2 separate regions of the Mus musculus genome follow, and region 2 is linked to region 1. Evidence: chromatin loops called from intact Hi-C (ENCODE). Cell type or tissue: left cerebral cortex. All regions are shown on one strand. Each heading gives the region's core, and the rest is flanking DNA. Links, peaks and the distances in the headings are about the cores only.

Region 1 (2,808 bases), core at 134-2,633:
TTTTGCAAACACACAAACCGCACATCAGAGGTGTGTGAAACTGAGTTGGACCGGGTGGGCAAGAAACATTGCCTGAAATGTGACCTGCTCCTGGTGCCTACAAAGCCAGCCCACTGTCTCCAGACCGGGTTGGAATTAACACTATAAATGACACTGCCCTGTGGAATGGGCCATTATCATAGGCACAAACGTGTTTGAAGCATTTTCTTCTCACTTTTGAACAAATGGTTCAATAAGAGGTTCTATGGGCACGGTCAGGAGTGAACATCGTATGAAGAGCTAACAAACTAGTAAGCCTTCAAAAGTGTTTTCTTTCTCTCAAGGTTTGGGTTTATACGGGCACCCCCATTCCCAAAAGTAGTCTCTTTGCCTTTACTTCACACCACTGCTGCAGCGGCCACCACCACCCTTTAGTCGGGATTAGTAAAATAGAATTTGAATGTTTTTGGCTGGACTTGATTGCTGCTGTCTAATCCAGGCATAGAAGAATATTCATCAGAGTTAAAAGGATCCTATGGGTCCCAATTGTCTTAAATTATTTCATGAGGAAATTTTATTTTTGAGGAGAAAAATAAAAAAATAAAAACAGGAACTAGAAGCAGTCAAGGGAAAATTCTATAAAGGAAATGAAGCTGTTTGCCCTACCCAGGACCCAGATAACTGCAGTGTCCTGCTTGGAGTAAACACACACACACACACACACACACACACACACACACCTTCCCATTCCCATCCAATAGCAAGGGCATCTGAATCATGTACCAAGAGAATCTACCACGAGTACATTTCAGCTAGAGTGAAATGAAACCCTTCAAACACCGAGGTAGAAAAGGGTCAGGGTCCATTTGTTTTGGCAGGTTGAATTTTCCCTTCACAATATTTTTGCAAAAAAAATATGGAGGCTGACTTTTAAAATAAATATATCCTTGGGGAGAAATAAAACAAAGTTTTGTCCGTGGCTGAACCATGAAGTCAATAAGTTGGGGCTGCTCCAACCGGTTGGGTAGAAAGAGGTGACTCAGTGTTCAGCTTTGGGGTGGTCAACTCCTGGGAGAAGGAGACCGGTCAGAGCCTACGGAACTGTTGAGGTGGGGCGGAAGACAGAGGAGAAAGGAGAAGCTGGGAGTCCCGAAAGTGTTAGTCGGCACCCGTGGAGTGGCGAGAGCTACCGGGTGATGGATGTCACGTTGCAGAGTGGGTGATACCAGGATAGGCACGCTTTTCTCCTAGATACTGTCAGCGACCTGTCTCTACCTCCACAAACCTGAAATTCTTTCCATTTAGACACCAACCCGTCTGCGCCTCGGCGGGGCGTCCTCTGGGGTGCGATGAACCCAAGAGTGGAGCAAGCTGAGAACACCATTTGCCAATCTGGCAAAAGGAAAGAAGGGGATCTTCTGGTCCATTGGGGAACCCGGAAGAACCATCTTCGCCAAAGCAATCCTGCCAGTCCCCAGCCCTGTCGCTCCAGCTCTCCGCCACCAAGTGGCAGAGTCACACTCTCCAGTAAGCTGTGAGGACTAGGCTGGAGCCATGCTCTTAACAACCTATGCCCAACCTGTTGCCCTAATGCACCCTATGAACTGTCCAGGAAAGCCGTGGGTCCTGGGAAGATGTGACTGGCTTCCGGGAAGCGTAAGAGACACAAGTACCCTTCCTCCTTACGCGCGACTGGATGGGGGCTGGAGCAGAGACCAGAGAGGCACGCATGTGCCCACGTGACTACAACAGTTGATCCTCCCAATCCCCTGCACCCAGCGGTATCTAGATCTCACTTCTGGGTCTCGCGGGCGGGTGGGGCTTTTTACGGTTTCCCCATGCTTCCCATTCACTTCCCATTCAATGCTTCTTGTCCCCCTTTAAGGTCCCTGCTGTCCCTCCTCCTCTTTCTCCTTACCTTCAACAAGTTCGCCTCCAATTTGAAAGCCTCTTTTTCCTTAGAATGTACGTCCTATAGGGGCACTTCCGAACCAAAGCAGACTTTCTTCCCTCTCCCACTCCTCTTACTAAAGCTCCCTCGCGAGCACCTTCTGTCCCCCAGGTCTCCTCGGGTCTGCTCTGCCGGCCTCGCCGCGCTCCTTCCCTTCTGCCGACACCGGCTCCGGATTGAACACTGCTCTAAAACGTAAAGAGCTGTGAAAATGCGGTCGCGTGCCCCACCCCCAACCCCGTCATTGCTCCCAAAAGTCTTAACTGGAGGAAGTTGGGCTTCCAAAGAAACTTGGAGGCTAAAAAAGAAAATCCTAAGAACTACAGTGGTCTGGCTGGGGCTAAAGGCATGATCTGATTCTCTTAACAGACAGAAGGGTGGACAGGGGAGTTGGGGGGCGGGGGGGGGGAGTATTGAAGTGGGAAGGGAATGAGGTAAAGAGAGAGGGTCCAGCGCAGTAGCACCCCTTTAATAGATTGCCCTGTCCTCAGCACTCCGGAGGCAGAGGCAGGTGGGTCTCTAGCTGGTCAGCCTGGTGTACAAAGCAGGACTGAGAACCCCTGTGTCGAAAAGGAAAACAAAAAGTGGAGATGAAGGGGGAAGTGAGGGAAAGGCTCTGAGGCATTTATTCCTGATTACTGGACATCGCCTGAGCACAGTACAAGGATAGTGCTCTAAGAAACCACGAGTCGCTGTCTGATTTTACAACGGAGTTGCTTTCCGGTTGAAATTTCAATTTCTGTCTCTGTCTCTCTCTTTGTCTCTGTCTCTGTCTGTCTGTCTCTCTGTCTCTGTCTGTCTGTCTGTCTGTCTGTCTCTCTCTCTCTCTCTCTCTCTCTCTCTCTGTGTGTGTGTGTGTGTGTGTGTGTGTGTGTGTG
Region 2 (2,808 bases), core at 106-2,605, 1.1 Mb before region 1:
GCTGTTTGCAGACTCGAGACCTAACTATGTCTACAGAGTTTTAAGATGAAGGAGCAAGAGTTAGTTATACAGAATGGGAGGCCAAGGTTGGAGAACTCTGAATATGTCCTATCTCTTCAGGTTAAGATTCTTTTAAAGTCTAGTAGAAAGGCAGAGGGATAGGCAGCTGGCAGCTGCACAATGTAGCCCTTTGAATGATCTGTGTGTTACAGGAGAAAATAAACACCATTGTAATAGAAGCTGCTTTAAAAAGGAAGACAATTTGAATTGCTAGTGAATTCAAAACTTAAATGAGACTAACATCAGCTCTTACACAGAAGGTAGTAGAAATATTCTTCTTTATGTAGAATACTAAAATGTAAGACCAGGGCTGGTAAGGTAGTTCTGTGGGTAAAGATAGCACTGCAATTACTATGCAAGTCTGGGAACCTGAGTTTCATTCATCAAATCAGTATAAATTAAGGAGGAGAAGACTAAATTCACAAAGATATTCTGTGAACTTCCCATATAAGCCACGATATGAACCAATCCACAAATGTGAGCCCCCTTCCATGAATACACTCGCAAATAATAAATAAATAAATAAATAAATAAATAAATATATTATCACAAGATTGTCACAAGATAAGTGTCTCTTATGTCTGGCTCTTTACTAGTTTGTATAACTAATCACACAGGTGGGAACTGTTGTCTCCTATAAATTGTCAGTGTGTTCAAAGCACTGGCAAAAATGAGCACTTGTATATCTGAAATTTAGTGCTGAACATTTTAGTAAGTGGAAACCCCATGATAATATGTATGTATCCGTGGTCCACTTAAGATCTTTCCACGTAGTTCTTAAATATTGATAGATATTATCTGTATAGAATGATTCATTCTTTTAAACCTAGGGAAAACTTCCCTGTAAAGGTAGAGACAAGGAGAAATCAAACAAATTAGCGATATAAGAGAGGTGGTTTGGCCATTACAGGCTAGACTCACAACCAAAATATACAAGGTACTTTCTAGTCCTTTAAAAATGCATTAACACCTTGCCAGTCTCCATATGGGTCTCTGGCAAAGCAAATGGGATTTACATGAACATGCAATAATTCATGTTGCCACTGGGTGGCAATGGCAGCTTTTCTCTCCAAACTATGCATGGTGCCCATAATGCAATTTGGTGCCCATAATGCAATTTAGTGCCAAAGCTCTTGGTCCCCAAGTTTCTCAGGATAATCAGGTGCAAACTACACTTGTGTTATGTTCATGACACAACATATGTCCTCTTTACATTTCTTGCTTTTGGACTTATTCCAAAGCTAAGACAGTTACTAATGTTCCCTTATACCCAGCCAATCATGAACTGTATGGTACCAAGTGCATGAGGAAGAAAAGGCAAAATAAAATGTAGTAGAAAATAAAGCAGGTACCAGCAGAATTGCCTTAATGCCTTCTGCTAGTGAAAGCTTGCAGAGAACCTAAGTATCCTTTAGACTGTTGTCTGTCACACAGCAGTAGTGCTATCCTTCATTCTCTTTAGCACCTCGTTGCCTAAAACATCTTCCCCTGGCCCATAGATAACTTGCAATAATATGGACACACACTTCAGAAGTGCAGTTCAGACAGTGAGCTAAGAATGCTTCCATTTCCCAGGATCCATTTGTTGTAAATGGACAAAGAGAAGAGAAAATATTTTGGAAAATTGTTAAAATATGTATGGTAATGAAGGCTTTGCAACAAATTTTGAGGGGAGATAAATGTGTAGACACTTGAATTCTAACAAATTCAAAGTTTAAAAATGATAACAAGGTTTGAGACCTTACCACAGGCTAGAATAATAACTTTTTTTCATGGAAATACAGGTTTAAGTGTATCCATCCGAATAGAAGTCATCTAAGTGTAAATAGCTTTTCTAGTTCATATGAAGGGGTGATCTTAGATTATTATTTTCATTACTACAGTAAGGTGGTTATATCAATAAAGTGAGATAATATTCTACAAATGTGAACAACAAAACAATGAAGACATATCTTTTATTTCTCTTGGGAAATGTACTCCTACTTTAACTTCCAGAAACCTTGGTCAGTTTCATGGGCTTTTCTTAGTAAATAGAACTCAAGTACAAAATTCTCATAACTAATGGGTATATATGACTAAAAACGTAACTATTGCATCTTTTTATTATCCTAGGCCTCTCTGACAGAGGAAACATACATAGATACCATTTTAGATCTATAGATAAACTAGACAGGATAAAGCCAACTTTTAAATCTTTTCCATGTTTCCTTCCTACAGTGCCTTAATTAATCATATACATTTGGGAAAAGATATTCTTCATAACCAAAGAGAATACATTCACTTCTTCCCCATGGGACTTTGTCTAAGAGCTTCAAGGCCTGGACTGAGTTGAAATTTTGCACAGTTGAAAGCAAGACTTAGGTACCTTGTGTACTGTTGTCCACTCTATTCTTGTTATGTATGAGACCTGTTAAATGCATTAGGTCAAAAAAAAAAAACATTACAGTTACAAATAGAAATTTGAAAACTAATTAGAGATATAAGAGAGCAAAAAACTATTTCAAAATCTTCAAATACTTATTATGATTTGAAAACACAAATAAATCCAGTTGTTATGATCTTGTGTCCAGACACATGTGTTCATACACAGACAACAGAGACACACTCATGGAGGAACTGGAGTGCCAGATTGACGAACGGAAGTAGAGCTGAATGTATTTTTAACTTGGAAGAAAATGGGAGGTGGCGTTGTGTGCATGTTTACTAAAATTGCATGTGAATTGGGGCTTTCCTGATATCTTTGTATTT

Evidence for each region. Peaks named below come from ENCODE experiments on the same cell type or tissue, not always from the same donor. Only the 100,000 strongest peaks of a DNase experiment are listed, where the experiment ranks them.
Region 2: it touches region 1 in a loop (2.9-fold over the local background); 11 of 42 quality-filtered maps call a loop at or near these places.

The regions. Positions count from the first base shown.
Region 1 is chr2:9,887,920-9,890,727 of GRCm38, forward strand. 9230102O04Rik (RIKEN cDNA 9230102O04 gene) reads right to left here and starts at 1,621. Exons shown (of 4, transcript NR_040511.1): 1 at 1,293-1,621. It also overlaps a transcript of Gata3 not described here. In left cerebral cortex, for the core only: a CTCF peak has its summit at 1,486 (motif pointing left); a DNase peak (open chromatin) is centred at 1,457.
Region 2 is chr2:8,753,226-8,756,033 of GRCm38, forward strand. No RefSeq gene overlaps it. Among named protein-coding and RNA genes, the nearest start is that of Gm30957, 190 kb to the right of the region's middle. In left cerebral cortex, for the core only: a CTCF peak has its summit at 1,111 (motif pointing right); a DNase peak (open chromatin) is centred at 1,117.